Linked DNA regions of Homo sapiens: all the other regions are linked to region 1. The links are chromatin contacts, found by Hi-C or POLR2A ChIA-PET in ENCODE. All regions are on one chromosome and are shown on one strand. Each heading gives the region's core, a stretch centred on a gene start or an enhancer-like site at or near the end of the contact. The rest is flanking DNA. Distances are from core to core; before and after follow the strand shown.

Region 1 (3,570 bases), core at 739-3,238:
CAGGCCGGTCTGAAACTCCTGACCTCAGGTGATCTCCCTGCCTCGGTCTCCCAAAGTGCTGGGATTACATGCCTGAGCCACCGCTCCCGGCCAATTTTTGGCCAAAGTTTCTAAAATAAAGTTTAAGGTTAAATGTCCGGCTGGGCGCGGTGGCTCATGCCTGTAATCCCAGCACTTTGCAAGGCCGAGGCTGGCGGATCACGAGGGCAGGAGATCGAGACCATCCTGGCTAACACAGTGAAACTCCGTCTCTCCTAAAAACACAAAAAATTAGCCGGGCATGGTGGCGAGCGCCTGTAGTCCCAGCTACTCAGGAGGCTGAGACGGGAGAATGGCGTGAACCCGGGAGGCCGAGCTTGCAGTGAGCCGAAATTGCGCCACTGCACTCCAGCCTGGGAGACAGAGCGAGACTCCGTCTCAGAAAAAGTAAATAAATAAAATAAAACAAAATAAATGCTCTATTTTAATAGAATTATAAATGCCCTATTTTTATAGAATTATAATTCTAGCGTTTCTTTTTTTTTTGGAGACGGAGTTGCGCTCTTGTTGCAGAGGCTGGAGTGCAATGGCGCGATCTCGGCTCACTGCAACCTCCACCTCCTGGGTTCAAGCGATTCCCATGCCTCAGCCTCCCGAATAGCTGGGATTACAGGCACGCGCCACCACGCCCGGCTAATTTTGTATTTTTAGTGGAGACAGGGTTTCAGCATGTTGGTCAGTCTGGTCTCGAGCTCCTGACCTCAGGTGATCCGCCCTCCTAGGCCTCCTAAAGCGCTGGGATTACAGGTGTGAGCCACAGTGCACAGCCCGCTTTTCCCTGTTTGTAGCGCCTATTATCTTACGGATTTATTTGTTTGCATGTCTGTTGTTGATCTCCCTGACTAGAATACCCTTACTAGGTAATCAATAAACATATACAAATATTTGTTGAAGGAATGAGAAATGCCTCTTGGGCTTGTAGTTTAGGCTGGCTAAAAGCACTGAGATGGGGAGTGGGGAGTAGGAAGAGATTGTTCTCCTGGGAGATGGGCCGGGAGGTTCCTTGAGGATGGGACTTGACTCAGCAATTAAAGAACTTTCAGATCTGCAGGGACCTGCGCTGAGGCCCAAAGGTCATGAGGTCGCCGATGATAAGAGCTTCTTGGACTGTAGCTGGGCAATGTCGGAGGCCCAGCACCTCCAAGGGACAAAGAAATCTGAGTTGAGTTTCCCTTCCAGCCGGCTCCAAGCCTCCCAGAGACGCAGGGACTGTCCCATTCCCTTCGTCCACTCCCACTCTTTCCAGCCACCTTGCTCTGCTCTTATCCCCATGCTAGTTTAAGGACGCTGGCCATTTTTTGCACTCTGCAAATCCCTCACCAAACTGAGCAAAGTAGTCTGAAAGAAATCAGTCTTCCTCAAGGAAGGTTCAGGCCTGGGGTCCTCAGACAACCAGGGGCTCCGTGACAATCTGTGACTGCAGAGCAGTCCAGGAACACCGGCCTCTCCAGGTTCGGGTCCCTTGTTTCTCAGGCCCAGCTTGGTGGGAAGCTAAAGGCATGCAGAGGAGGGGAAGGGGAGCGGGTCTGAGTCTTCGGCATGGCGGGGAACTCAGCCCGGCGTGGTGGTGGCAGCGGTCTCAAGTGATCCACAACTGGGCAGCGTAGCTGGGGCTGGGGGCCGCTCCCGGCGTGGGCAACAGCAGAAGCATTGGTGTCCCCAAGCTAGGCCAGGGTGGGTTTCCGTTCATCCGCCCTGCGTGGGCAGATCGGGCGCTGCGGGGCTGTGCCACCTCGCACCCTCTGAGGAACAAAGGGCCTGGCTGCGCGCGGGTACCCAGCCGTTAGGTTAGAAGCGCCTTCGGGTACCCCTGACCTTCGCTGGCCCTGAGAGACCCGCAGCAGCCGGAGAATGTACTGCTCGCGAGGATTTCCGAGAACGCGGCGCCGAGCCCGCGTACACGGTTACCAAGGCAACTGGGCGGTGCCTGAGCGGGCGGGAAGGAGGCGTTCGTCTAGATTTGTCGGCTTGCGGGGAGACTTCAGGAGTCGCTGTCTCTGAACTTCCAGCCTCAGAGACCGCCGCCCTTGTCCCCGAGGGCCATGGGCCGGGTCTCAGGGCTTGTGCCCTCTCGCTTCCTGACGCTCCTGGCGCATCTGGTGGTCGTCATCACCTTATTCTGGTCCCGGGTAAGACCCACGGCTGCACTCAATCCGTCCCCATTCCCATCTCTGAGTGGTCCTAGTCCTACCCTGCCCCCTCCCAGTGTCTTACCCTCTTGGGTTTTCTTGTTTCCCGCCGCCCCCAGGCCTGCCCTGCAGCCTGCCCCTTTTTCACTTCTCTTCCTGTGCCCTGCTCCCAGGACAGCAACATACAGGCCTGCCTGCCTCTCACGTTCACCCCCGAGGAGTATGACAAGCAGGACATTCAGTGAGCTCTTGGGACGGGGTGGCCAGAACGAAGAGGTGGTGGGAGTGGAGGGGTCTTAGAATAAGTCCAAAGGCCTGGGCCAGTCCACTTCCTCTCTGCAGGCTGGTGGCCGCGCTCTCTGTCACCCTGGGCCTCTTTGCAGTGGAGCTGGCCGGTTTCCTCTCAGGAGTCTCCATGTTCAACAGCACCCAGAGCCTCATCTGTATCCTTTCTGCCTGCCCACCTTTCCCACACGACCCACTTCTATCAGGACTCCCTTCAGCCACCTGACACAATAGTGTCTGCTGTAGCCAATCCTTCCAGTTCAAAGATCTTCAACGATGTGCTAAATCCTGCTGTTTACTAGGCACTTAAAATCCCAAAATGAGAGTAAAATACAGTTTTTGGCCAGGCATGTTGGCTCACGTCTGTAATCCCAGCACTGTGGGAGGCGCAGGCAGGAGGCAACATAGTGAGAACCCAAGTCTACAAAAATAATAGGAATAATAAAAACCCCACCGTTTCTTTTTACAATGAGGAGGAGGTAGATACAAATCTGTAATTCAGTGTGATAAGCACTGTGCTATAGAAGTGTGTGAAGATAGAAAGCACAGGCAGGGCGCGATGGCTCACGCATGTAATCCCAGCACTTTGGGAGGCCGAGGCAGGTGGACCACCTGAGGTCAGGAGTTCGAGACCGGCCTGACCAACATGGTGAAACCCCCGTCTCTACTAAAAATACAAAAATTAGTCGGGCGTGGCGGCGCACTCCTGTAATCCCAGCTACTCAGGAGACTGAGGAAGGAGAATTGCTTGAACCCGGGAGGCAGAGGTTGCAGTGAGCTGAGATCGTGCCACTGCACTCCAGCCAGGGCAACAGAGCAAGACTCTGTCAAAAAACAAACAAAAGATATAAAGCACAATGGGAACTCAGAAGAGGCAACGGAAGCGAGCACTGGGAACTCAGAAGAGGCAAAGGAGATGAGGCACATGGGTCAGAGAATTGTGGACCAGGAGGACCAGGACACTGGAGGCTGATTCCAGCGCATATTAAGTCGCTGTCAGCACTCCTTTGTGGCATAGCAGAAGGAGAGCCTACTCTTACCTCTCATCTGAAGGATCCAGGCTGGCCCACAGATAAGGGGTAGGGTAGCCTGAGGTCCGATCTGTGCAGTCACTTCT
Region 2 (3,570 bases), core at 541-3,040, 870 kb after region 1:
AGCTGGTTTCTCCCCCATAAATCAAAGCTAAAGTGGTGGCTTGGGAAAGGAAGGCTCTAGGGAGCTGGAATGTCAAATCTCAGAGATGAGAAAAGGCCTACTTCCTGGGAGTGGGGAGGACTCAGGTGTTACTTGCCACTGAAACCAACCACCCCTCTTCCCCACATATAGCCAGGGCTATAATTAGGTGAGCAGCTATGATCCAGCAAAAGGGCAGGGCTAATTGGGGGGGGGGAGGGTGGAGACCGGAGGACAAGGCCCCACCCATCTGTTACACTGCCCCCCCCCATCCACACACAAACCAGTCACTGCTACAGGAAACCACAAGGCCTCTTTGGGGGATTCCCGCCTCGCCAACATGCACTTGCAACAAGCCAAGGGGGAGAAAGCAAAGTTGTTTCCGAAATGATCCCCCTGCCAAACACCTCGATCTTGGTTCCCAAAGAGAACCCAGGAACCCAGCCTCTCCTGGAAGGCCCTCCCACTTTTCCCAGGATGCATCTGTCCTGTCGGCTTTTCAGGCCGGGCCAGTACAGTCAGTAGAAAGTGGGAGAGGTGGGGGGTGGTGAATGACAATAAAATGAAAGCAAAAGGTTGGTAGTAGTGAGTAGTAGAAAATCATACTAGGCTAGTAGAGTTAAGGACTTCGAAACCGTGGAACTCCCAAACCAGTTACAACAGGAAGACAGTGACAAGGTGAAGAACGCCTATCACGGTGGGAAACTCATCTGCCTGAGGCTTTTAGGCGCTGTCCACCCAGGCCGACAGAAAAGTTGGGCTCCTGTCCAAACGCCCTGTTTCCCCATTTCTCCGGCCTCCCAGCTCGAAGGGGTGCCACTTACACCTGGCTGACCGCCACACTTCACAGGAGGGTTTTTCAGGAAAGCTCCTGGGGCCCTTGAGGTTGGGAAGCGCTAACATATGCCTGCAGCAGGCCCTCCGGGGTGATTAGGACCCGAGCCTCCGGCTTCCACTCCTCAAAATCTCAGGCCCCCTCGGAACCCCCGCGAGGACTAGCTCCCCGCGCTAGGGGCTGCCGGCTCCTGCCGACCATGTGGCCGTTCCGGGCTTCCGGTGGCCGGGACCTGGGGGGAGGGGTCCCCGCGCTGCCATGCGGCCCCGGTCCACGCTTGGCCATGCGGCCTGCGACCCCGAGGGCAGCCTCCCGTGGGGGGCACTTCCGGTGCCGCGGCCGCCCCCTCCTCAGAGACTGCGCCAGGCCGGAGCCACGCCGCCTCCCCTCCCCCCGGCCGTCCGCCAACCCCCCCCATCATGCCCTCTCACCGAATAGCCCCCTCCCCCACCTCACGTGGCCGCGCTGAGCCGGGTCCTCAACGGCCCAGGTACCCTTGCCCCGGTGGGCCGATCTGGCCCCTGGCCCTCGCCCCGGCGTGGCCGCCTGGCGGCCTCTCCCGCGTGGCTGCCTCGCGGCTCGCCGTCCCCCGCCCTGCGTCGCTCCAACGTCACCGGGCCAACCCCAACCGTCACCCCGCGCGCCAACCGGGGCGCGCGCCCGCGCCTCTCCTCACCTCGCGCCGCTCTCTGGCCGAACCCGTGCGGCGGCGGCCGCCGCTCCCCTCTGCCCCCTCCCCGACCCCCGCGCAGTTCCATCTTCTCCCGGGCCCAAGCCAAGGTACCGCGCACACGCGCCCTGCCCGCTCTCACCTCGCGCGAACGCACTGACTCGACCCCGTCCGCTCGCCGCGAGCCCAACCGCTGCCTCCGAGCCCGCTGCCGCCGCCGCCGCCGCCTCTACCGCCGCCGCCGCTGCTGCACACGGGTCTTAGTACGCAGGCGCCGACTCCCCACTGACCAACCAAGCAGCCCTATGACAGCCGCGCAAGCGTGCTATCTATCTCCTCCGCCCTCCACCCCCGCACTGCGCAAGCGCACACACCCTACCCATCTCCACCCTCCCTCCCACCGACCCGTCCAATGACGCGCATACGTGACCCCGCCCCTCACAAACCCTGAGCGTTTTCAACTAATCTGCAACGCGCAGGCGCACCCGGTTTTTTAATCTCTTCAACCTCATCTTCCCTCCCCTTGATAGACCGCTCGTCCTACCGGGCAGTCCTTGCGCCTGCGCAATAAGGAGCCCTGCACTCCACACCCTCTAAAGGAAACGCCTGGGTCTCAGAACGCATGCGTGTTCGGAATCCTAAACAACCCCTTCCACCTCAGACGCCGTCAGTACGCCAGGCGTTGAAAAGACCACGCCGCTAGATCACTTGTCTCGTCTAGAACGCATGCGTCTCAGGATACGCCCCACCTCGGCTTTAACTGGACTTAAACGACTCACACGTTTCAGAAAACTTGCTCTGTGGGGTGGGCGCCTTGTCTTGGAATCAGTCCCCCCAGTTCCACACATGCGCGGGAGATGTCTTTCCGCCCCACTCTTCTAGCGCGCTAGTGTGGTCGGGTTCCCACCCATCTCGGCTTCACTTCTCTAAATCGAATGCCTATGCTCTGCCATAGAGTTCACCCGAGAAGATAGAGCGGTCCTGCGGCGGACACCATCTTCTTTAAACCCTCAGTCCGTATTGGTCTCTATGGCATCCATAGAGGCCATTCGGCTCTGAGGTCCTCAGTAAAGAAACTTAGATGGTATTACTGTGTTTTCCCCAACTGTGCTCTGCGGTTCCCCAAAGTATTGTCTACGAGGTCCCTTAGAAAAAATTGTCTATAAAAATGAGTGGTGGGCCGGGCGCGGTGGCTGACACCTGTAATCTCAGCACTCTGGGAGGCCGAGGCGGGCGGATCACCTGAGGTCGGGAGTTCGAGACCAGCCTGACCAACATGGAGAAACCCCGTCTCTACTAAAAATACAAAATTAGCCGGGCGTGGCGGCGCATGCCTGTAATCCCAGCTACTCGGGAGGCTGGGACAGGAGAATCGCTTCTCCTGTGGAGGTTGCCGTGAGCCGAGATTGCGCCATTGCACTCCAGCCTGGGTAACAAGAGCGAAACTCAAGTCTCAAAAACATAAATAAATAATACATAAATAAAATAAAATAGTGGTAGGCCGGGAGCGGTGGCTCACGCCTGTAATCCCAGCACTTTGGGAGGCCGAGGCGGGCGGATCACAAGGTCAGGAGTTCAAGACCAGCCTGGCCAACGTAGTGAAACCCCCGTCTCTACTGAAAATACAAAAAAATTAGCCGGGCGTGGAGGTGGGCGCCTGTACCAGCTACTCGGGAGGCAGAGGCAGGAGAATCGCTTGAACCCAGGAGGCGGAGGTTGCAGTTAGCCGACATCGCACCACTGCACTCCAGCCTAGGAGACACAGCGAGAGACTCTGTCTCAAAAAAAAAAAAAAAAAAAAAAAAGTGGTATGTTAGATTACATTGACATTGTCTTAATCATAGGAGACCATGAAGCTGGAGACGAGCTATCTTCCCAACTTTATTTTCTTTGCCCTCCCTCTCTCCGCCCCCCATTTCGCTTTTCCTGAAACTTCGTAGTCTTCTTCCAATTCCTGGGTTTCTTGCACTACCTTCATGGCTGCCTTGTTGGATAACAAGACTGAAACAAGCGGCCAGGCGCAGTGGCTCACACCTGTAATCCCAGC
Region 3 (3,570 bases), core at 421-2,920, 570 kb before region 1:
TGCACAGCTCCTAGGCACGACCTTAAAGAAAGGGAGGGGAAGCCCAGATTGACTGTGCCAGCCTCTGTGGATAAACAAGGAAACATGCCCCTCCGAGGAGCTTGAATCGTTCTTGGCGGTCTTATTGTCGCCCTGCTGGGCGTGTTCCTCCGGGGCTCCGGTGGAGAACCACCTCTTGTTTAGGGTTGGGGTGGCCATTGTGTGGGTGTGTTCTGCGTGGGGTAGGGACTGTCTTGCTTTCTCTGCTGAGCCCACCGGACTAGGTGGAAGCGACAGGTGTGTGTGATGGTCCGCTCTGGAGGGGAGGCTCCGGCGGAGCGTGGGAGGGGAGCAGGGCTGGGGTGGGCCGGGATGGAGGGCGCGGCAGACGGCCAGCAGGGGGCGCCAGACGACCGGCAATGCGGCGGGGCGGACTGGCCGCGCTCGGGACACGCCCCCGCCCGAGACCCCTAGCCCACCACAACCCACGCACCCCACCCCGCTCCCCCTCCCAGACAGAGAGAAGCGGAACGGGCGGTGTGGCGGGCGTGGCGGCAGTAGCGGGCGTGGGAGGGAGGGAGGCAGAGAGAAGAGGGAGCCTGCGCCTGGCGGGAGCGAGCTCAAGGTCCCGGCCAGAGTCCAGCCGGAGACCCCAGGGCGCCCTCCGCACACCCGCCGTCCCACGCGAAGACGTCCGACCTCCAGCCAGATGAGTTAATGCACGCAGCCTGACGGGATCAAGGAAGGCGGCCACCACGGAGTCAACATTTTAAATAGGGTCATTTCCGTTACCGTGTTTTGACATTTCTTCCCGTTTTAAGTTTATGCAAACAAAAACGCGCAGGGCCGGGCGCGGTGGCTCATGCCTGTAATCCCGGCACTTTGGGAGGCGGAGGCGGGTGGATCACCTGAGGTCAGGAGTTCGAGACCAGCCTAGCCAACATGGAGAAACCCCATCTCTACCAAAAGTACAAAAATTAGCCGGGTGTTGTGGCAGGCGCTTGTAGTCCCAGCTACTCGAGAGGCTGAGGCAAGAGAATCGCTTGAACCCGGGAGGCAGAGGTTGCAGTGAGCTGAGATCCCGCCATTGCACTCCAGCCTGGGCGACAGAGCGAGACTCCGTCTCAAAAAAAAACCAAAACCAAAACCAAAACCAAAACAAAACAAAAAACTGGCGCAGGCCCCGAGTCTCTTCTTCTGAGGGGCCTGGCCTGGGCCCTCCTCCTGTGCCTGTCCCCGCGCACCCCCCGCCCGTCCCCCCTTCCCCACCCGGCCCCACCGCGTGCTGGGCCCGCCGCCTGGTTTCTAACCTCGCGCCTCCTCGCGACTCCACCCCTGCCGCCGCTAAGCACCTCCTTTCTTTCTCTGCTCTTCTTCACCAAGGCCCGGCCCCTCCCTCACCCTCACCCACACCTGAACCCCAGGGAGGCCCTAAGAGCAGGGCGCCCGCACAAGGCCGCTCCTCCACCCGATGCCCCTTCTCAGCCACACTCACCAGAAACTGCCTCTGGCCCTGGGCTCCATGGCAACCAGCATCTAACCAGGCCTAATGCCTTCCCAGAAGTTCCTGAGGGCAAAGGGCAGGAGCAGAGAGCAGGACCCCAGCAAGGGGAGGACCAATGGGGGCAGGGGGCAGGGGGCAGAGGGCAGCGCCTGGACTCCACGTGCCGGCCACAGAACCAGGCAGCCTGTTGCTAGGTAACCACATCTCCCATAACTGCCCCAGCACATCGTCCTGAGCCGCCCAACCTGTCTCCAGCCACCTTCTGTGGAGTCTCAAACTCCATCATCTGTGGGACCCTGTAGGCCGAAGGGAGAAACAAGAGTGCAGCCACCACCCCTGAGCCACCTGTGGCTCTGCTACCCACAATTTCACTGTGAAGAGTCAGCTGCCTGGGCCGTGAGGTCACTGCCACCATGAGTCTGGGCATCATGGAAGAGGAAGACCTGGCCGAGTACTTCCGGCTGCAGTATGGGGAGCGGCTGCTGCAGATGCTCCAGTGAGTGTCTGAGGCCTGGCTTGCCCACCCCTCTGTGCCTGGGACCACTCACACCCACCCCATACCTCATCTTCCAACCGTCTGTCCCCTCCTCTCCTGTAACCCAGTGCCCCAAATAACCTTGGCACCAGTCCACCTCATCACGCTGGTCTCCACCCCGTCACCCTCCCCCTGCTCACTCCTGCATGGCCCTCTATGCTTCTCAACACAACAGCCCTTTCCCTCGGAAAGGGAGAGAGGCCCCTCTGCTTCCCCATGGGTATCTGTCTCCACGGGTTACTCCCAGCCCCAGCCTACCCCATGTCAGAACACACAGCCCTCTCGCGTTCACATCTTGGACAGGAAACTCCCCAATGTTGAGGGGGCGTCGGAGTCCCCATCCATCTGGCTACTGGAGAAGAAAAAGGAGACAGAAATCATGCATCAAACTATGGTGCAGAAGAAGAAGGTGGGGACTCAGGGATGGAGTGCAGAGGGGCAGGAAAGGAAGGGGGTGGGCTGGGGCTCTGGGAGAGCCTGTGGACAGCCCTCCATTGTCTGAGTGGGGTGGCTAGAGCCAGGAGTCCTCTATGGTGATCTGGTCTCTTTGGGGAGAACAGAAAGGATCTGGGTCTTGGGGGTACCACTGTCCAGGGATGCTCTGCTCTGGGCCAGGCATGGGGTAGAAAGTGGGAGGCTCCTATGGACCCTCTTGGGCCTGGGGATGGAGCCTCTGGGGCAGGGATGCTGGGGTCTTCCTTGGTACTCATGTCAGGAGCCCTCCTGACCTCTCTGCTCTCCCACCCCCACCCCAAAGATGTTTCAGCGCAGAATGGAAACCCTGAACCTGCGCTGGGAGGAACTGGGCGTTAAGGAAGCCCAACTGAAGGCTCACATCCAGAAGTCTGAGCAGTTCATCCAGGTTTGAAGGGGTGTGGGCGGCCGCAGTGGCCAGGGGATCCATAGTCCGCAGGTGGGCAAACTGCACTCCTCCTCCTTGCTTCTGCTGACTCCTCGCCCTGAGTTAAAAAGCATCCTTAGTGCTCCAACATTGCCTGGCATGTCCCTAGGCGTCCTTTATGTCCCCCACCTGTCTCTGTTTGTAATTTTCCATTTACCTATCAGTCTCTGCTCCCTCTAGATGGCTGTTTCCTATTTCTTTTCCAGTACCTAGGACATACAGTTTATTCAGTAAATGAATGCATGGATGAATGAATGAAGGTGCTACAGTTAGGACTAAACACTTGGGAAATACAGTGATGAATGAGACAGAGTTTTAGTCCCTCCACCCACCCCACCCCTCCATCCTTGTCCTTGCACTGAAGGTCCAGGCAGGGGATGGTTGAAGGACCAGGCACCAGAGTCCATTCCAAGACATCCTCTCTCACTTCAGTCTTTAGTGGAGCACTTTAATCGTCTTAAAAATCCAGATTTATCCAGACCCACTCCAGGTAGCACTTACGCAGCCCTGAAGGGCCTGGTCCAGCTCCGGGAGTGGGTAATGATTGCCGTCGGCCACAAAGAAGCCCCGCTCTTAAGCACCTTCCTTCCTGCTCTGTGCCTAAGCCGTGTGGGACAGGAAGTCCTTGGACTGGGCACATTCTCCAGAGGT
Region 4 (3,570 bases), core at 762-3,261, 560 kb after region 1:
CTGGAGTGCAATGGCACAATCTGGGCTCACTGCAACCTCTGCCTCCCAGGTTCAAGCAATTCTCTTGCCTCAGCCTCCCAAGTAGCTGGGTTTACAGGCATGCACCACCATGCCCAGCTAATTTTTGTATTTTTAGTAGAGATGGGGTTTCACCATGTTGGCCAGGCTGGTCTTGAACTCCTGACCTTGTGATCCACCCATCTTGGCCTCCCAAAGTGCTGGGATTACAGGCGTGAGCCACCGCGCCGGGCCACTATTATTATTATTTGTTGTTGTTGTTGTTGAGATGGAGTCTCGCTCTGTCGCCCCAGCTGGAGTGCAGTGGCACGATCTCCGCTCACTGCAACCTCCGCCTCCTGGGTTCACGCCATTCTCCTGCCTCAGCCTCCCGAGTAGCTGGGACTACAGGCGCCCGCCACCACGCCCAGCTAATTTTTTTTTTTTTTTTTTTTTTTTGTATTTTTAGTTGAGATGGGGTTTCACCGTGTTAGCCAGGATGGTCTCGATCTCCTGACCTCGTGATCCGCCCGTCTCGGCCTCCCAAAGTGTTGGGATTATAGGCATGAGCCACCGCGCCCTGCCATTATTATTATTTTTAAAGAAGAAATTTCACTCATTGCCCAGGCTGGAGTGTGGTGGCATGATATCCACTCACTGCAACCTCCACCTTCCTAGGTTCAAGCGATTCTCCTGCCTCAGCCTCCTGAGTAGCTGGGACTCCTTCCGAGTAGCTGGAACTACCACGGCTAATTTTTTGTATTTTAGTAGAGACGAGGTTTCACCATGTTGGCCAGAATGGTCTCCATCTCCTGACCTCGTGATCCGCCCGCCCGTGATCTCGGCCTCCCAAAGTGCTGGGATTACAGGCCTGAGCCACCGCGCCCGTCCTAATTTTTGTATTTTTAGTAGAAACAGGGTTTCGCCCTGTTGAGGCTGGTGTCAAACTTTTGGGCTCAAGTGATCCACCGCCTGAGCCTCCTAAAGTGCTGGGATTACAGGAGTGAGCCACAGCGCCCGTCTGAAACTATTCTTAAAGCTTTCTTTCTATTCTTTCTTTCTTTTTTTTTTTTTTTTGAGACTGAGTCTTGCTCTGTCGCCCAGGCTGGAGTGCAATGGTGCGATCTTGGCTCACTGCAACTTCTGCCTCCCAGGTTCAAGGTAGTCTCCTGCCTCAGCCTCCCGAGTATCTGGGATTACAGGCGCGTGTCACCACGCCCGGCTAATTTTTGTATTTTATTAGATGCGGGGTGGGGGGGGGGGTGGGTTTCACCATTTTGGCCACGCTGGTCTCGAACCCCTGACCTCAGGTGATCCGAGGACCTCAGGTGATCCACCTGCCTCGGCCTCCCAGAGCGCTGGGATTACAGGCGTGAGCCACCGCGCCCGGCCAAAACTTTCATTGTATCACAATCTCTTCAAGGTAAGAGCCATGACTGTTAAATCTACTACAGTAGAGAGTTACAGATTCTTAAAATATCGGCGATGCATACGCGAAGAGGGTAAAGCTCAGCGCGTGCGCACCAAGCACCTTTTTCCTTGCGGCGACTCCTCTTCTTTTTTTTTTCTTTTTGGAGCGTGCGCACCAAGAAAGACAAAGGTGGGGAAAGTGACCAAGCAGTCGTTCAGGCGCATGCCCATCCCTAACTTGTCCAAGCCCGGTGGGGCCAGCGGCGGCGGAGTGGGTGTGGCCTGAGCGCTGTGTGACTGTGCGGACGCCGCCCAATCGGACTGAGCGAGCCCGGCCCCTCCCTCCCCCTGATTGGTTGGTTCTCAGTGTTGTGGGGCGGGGAAAGGAAGAGACGGGGTGGCTGGGCGGTGGAGCGGTGAAGAAAGAAGGCTAATCTTGTTCTGCGCAAGCGCTAGCAAGCGACCAGGAGGGGGAGTGAGAGAGTGAAAGGGAATGTGGAAGCCCCGATGCGCTAGCTGGCGCTAGCTGGGGCTCTAACCTTGACGCCTGCGCGGTGGCCCTCGGGGCCCCGCGCGCAGCGGGCGGGTGCCCGGTGCGCCTGCGCAGTAGGCGGCGGTGGCAGGGGGAGGTGGAGGCTGTGGAGCGGCAGCGGCAGCAGCGGGTCCCGGGACTGAGGCAGCAGCGGGGGCGGCGGCGGGCGGAAGCTGAGGTGACGAAGGCAGCGGCGGCGGCGGCCGTTTCCCTCACGGTGGCGGAGACCAAGGCGGCGGCGGCGGACGGGGAGCGGCCCGGCCCCGGCCCCCTGCTCGTTGGCTGTGGCAGGGCCGCCGTGGGGCCGGCCCGGCTCCCGCCCCCCGCGGCTCCCCCTCCGGCTCCTCCTCCGGGGAGACGCCGGGGGCCTGGCCCGGCCCGCACTCAGACTGCTGCTGCAGCCGCCGCCGGGGGAGTCGGAGGCGGTGGCGGCGCCATGGGCGGCCTGGCCTCTGGGGGGGATGTGGAGCCGGGACTGCCCGTCGAGGTGCGCGGCTCCAACGGGGCCTTCTACAAGGTGAGACGGCGCGCCGACTGGGGACGCCGGTCCTTAGCCCCCTCCCCTGGCCGGAGCAGGAACGCGTGGGGCGGGATCGAGCTTCTGGAGCTGAGTCCTGGCCCTTAGAATCTTGGACCCTTGCTCCAACCCGCAGCCTTCCCTGGGAGACCGCTTAGAGTGAACCCTGTTCCTCTTATTTTTGACCCCTCTAAGGCACCTGCACCTGCTTCTACCCCCATCTCCGGGAGAATGAACTTCAGGCCATTATTGTCCCTGGCTTGGCGCTCCCCGCTCCGCAGGAGAGACCCCTTTACCCAGCTTCTAATTGACTGTGTCCGTTGTCTGGTGGAAGACATACCTTAGACCTTAATCACATCTTCCCCACGATCCAAGCACATGGAGAATTGTCTTTCTTCCACACGGTCCCTTTGGGAAGGCCCTCTGTCCCGTAAAAGATCCTTTCATCTTCCTCAGAGAGGCCTCTGCCTACTGGCTCTGGAACACTCACCCCACTTTCATCTTATATTCCGGTTCCCAAGCCAAGGAGAAATGGTCAGATCCATTTACGACGTTTGGCATCTTTGACCTCAGGAACCCTGGGTTGGATCAGTCAAGTTGCTTCCCAGCCAGCCATAAGGTGGCATCTTTCGCAAGTCTCTCTCCCCACCACACCTTGATCTCAAGACCCACTGCTCTACCATTCTACTCAGGAATGGATTTGAGGTCTCACTTAGACCTCAGATACCTTCAGGTCATTCATATAGTTTCTTCGTCTTGAGGCATGTAAGCTTCATAGTCATAATCTCTAAAAGGATCTCTGAAAGGAAGCTTATGAGGTTCCCTTCTGTTTATCTTAAGATTTCCACTTCTTGAAGACTCTTGGCCAACTATCCCAGTTCGGGAATCTGACAACCTTTTTTGGAAGACGGGATCATCTTTCAAAGACCCTTCCTTATTTCACCTCCCCCTTTGCCCAGGATTTGGTTCCTTAGAACTCCTTATAATACCACCTTCCTTATCTGCTCTGAATCTATTTTCTAGGACATTTTTTTCCCATTTAGATTAAGCCAGAGAGAGCCCTTTCTTGCCTCCCAAGAGTTTTTCTTTGTGTGACTGTTGGTATTCTGAACCT

Evidence for each region. Hi-C counts contacts between places; a loop is a spot of excess contacts on that map. ChIA-PET counts read pairs that join two places held with the same protein, here RNA polymerase II (POLR2A). Pooled maps may share reads with other maps.
Region 2: a loop to region 1 is called in a pooled map, with 7 times the contacts of the local background. The contact joins the promoter of EIF5A here to the promoter of TMEM107 in region 1. A Hi-C loop is called at or near these places in 6 of 50 pooled maps. POLR2A ChIA-PET finds 5 or more read pairs at or near these places in 2 of 52 experiments (T-cell and activated CD8-positive, alpha-beta T cell).
Region 3: a loop to region 1 is called in a pooled map, with 7 times the contacts of the local background. The contact joins the promoter of CCDC42 here to the promoter of TMEM107 in region 1. A Hi-C loop is called at or near these places in 7 of 50 pooled maps.
Region 4: a loop to region 1 is called in a pooled map, with 9 times the contacts of the local background. The contact joins the promoter of FXR2 here to the promoter of TMEM107 in region 1. A Hi-C loop is called at or near these places in 6 of 50 pooled maps. POLR2A ChIA-PET finds 5 or more read pairs at or near these places in 4 of 52 experiments (GM12878, HepG2, Panc1 and 1 more).

The regions. Positions count from the first base shown.
Region 1 is chr17:8,174,798-8,178,367 of GRCh38, reverse strand. TMEM107 (transmembrane protein 107) reads left to right here and starts at 1,988. Exons shown (of 5, transcript NM_183065.4): 1 at 1,988-2,168; 2 at 2,342-2,409; 3 at 2,511-2,611. The coding sequence starts at 2,082. It overlaps LOC105371520 (a long non-coding RNA gene), which reads right to left. Exons shown (of 4, transcript NR_188261.1): 2 at 3,494-3,570. RefSeq lists enhancers at 1,691-1,810, 1,226-1,837, 1,991-2,040, 2,111-2,200, 2,361-2,410 and 3 more.
Region 2 is chr17:7,305,848-7,309,417 of GRCh38, reverse strand. EIF5A (eukaryotic translation initiation factor 5A) reads right to left here and starts at 1,790. Exons shown (of 6, transcript NM_001970.5): 1 at 1,666-1,790. RefSeq lists enhancers at 334-623, 1,854-2,664, 2,494-2,793, 2,665-3,476 and silencers at 1,094-1,213, 1,304-1,473, 1,834-1,943.
Region 3 is chr17:8,742,936-8,746,505 of GRCh38, reverse strand. CCDC42 (coiled-coil domain containing 42) reads left to right here and starts at 1,670. Exons shown (of 7, transcript NM_144681.3): 1 at 1,670-1,979; 2 at 2,322-2,427; 3 at 2,776-2,880. The coding sequence starts at 1,897. LOC105371529 (a long non-coding RNA gene) reads right to left here and starts at 1,580. Exons shown (of 3, transcript XR_934217.4): 1 at 1,475-1,580; 2 at 1-21. RefSeq lists a silencer at 358-627 and enhancers at 848-957, 1,018-1,237.
Region 4 is chr17:7,613,338-7,616,907 of GRCh38, reverse strand. FXR2 (FMR1 autosomal homolog 2) reads left to right here and starts at 2,011. Exons shown (of 17, transcript NM_004860.4): 1 at 2,011-2,456. The coding sequence starts at 2,376. It also overlaps a transcript of SHBG not described here. RefSeq lists silencers at 1,767-1,816, 1,927-2,456.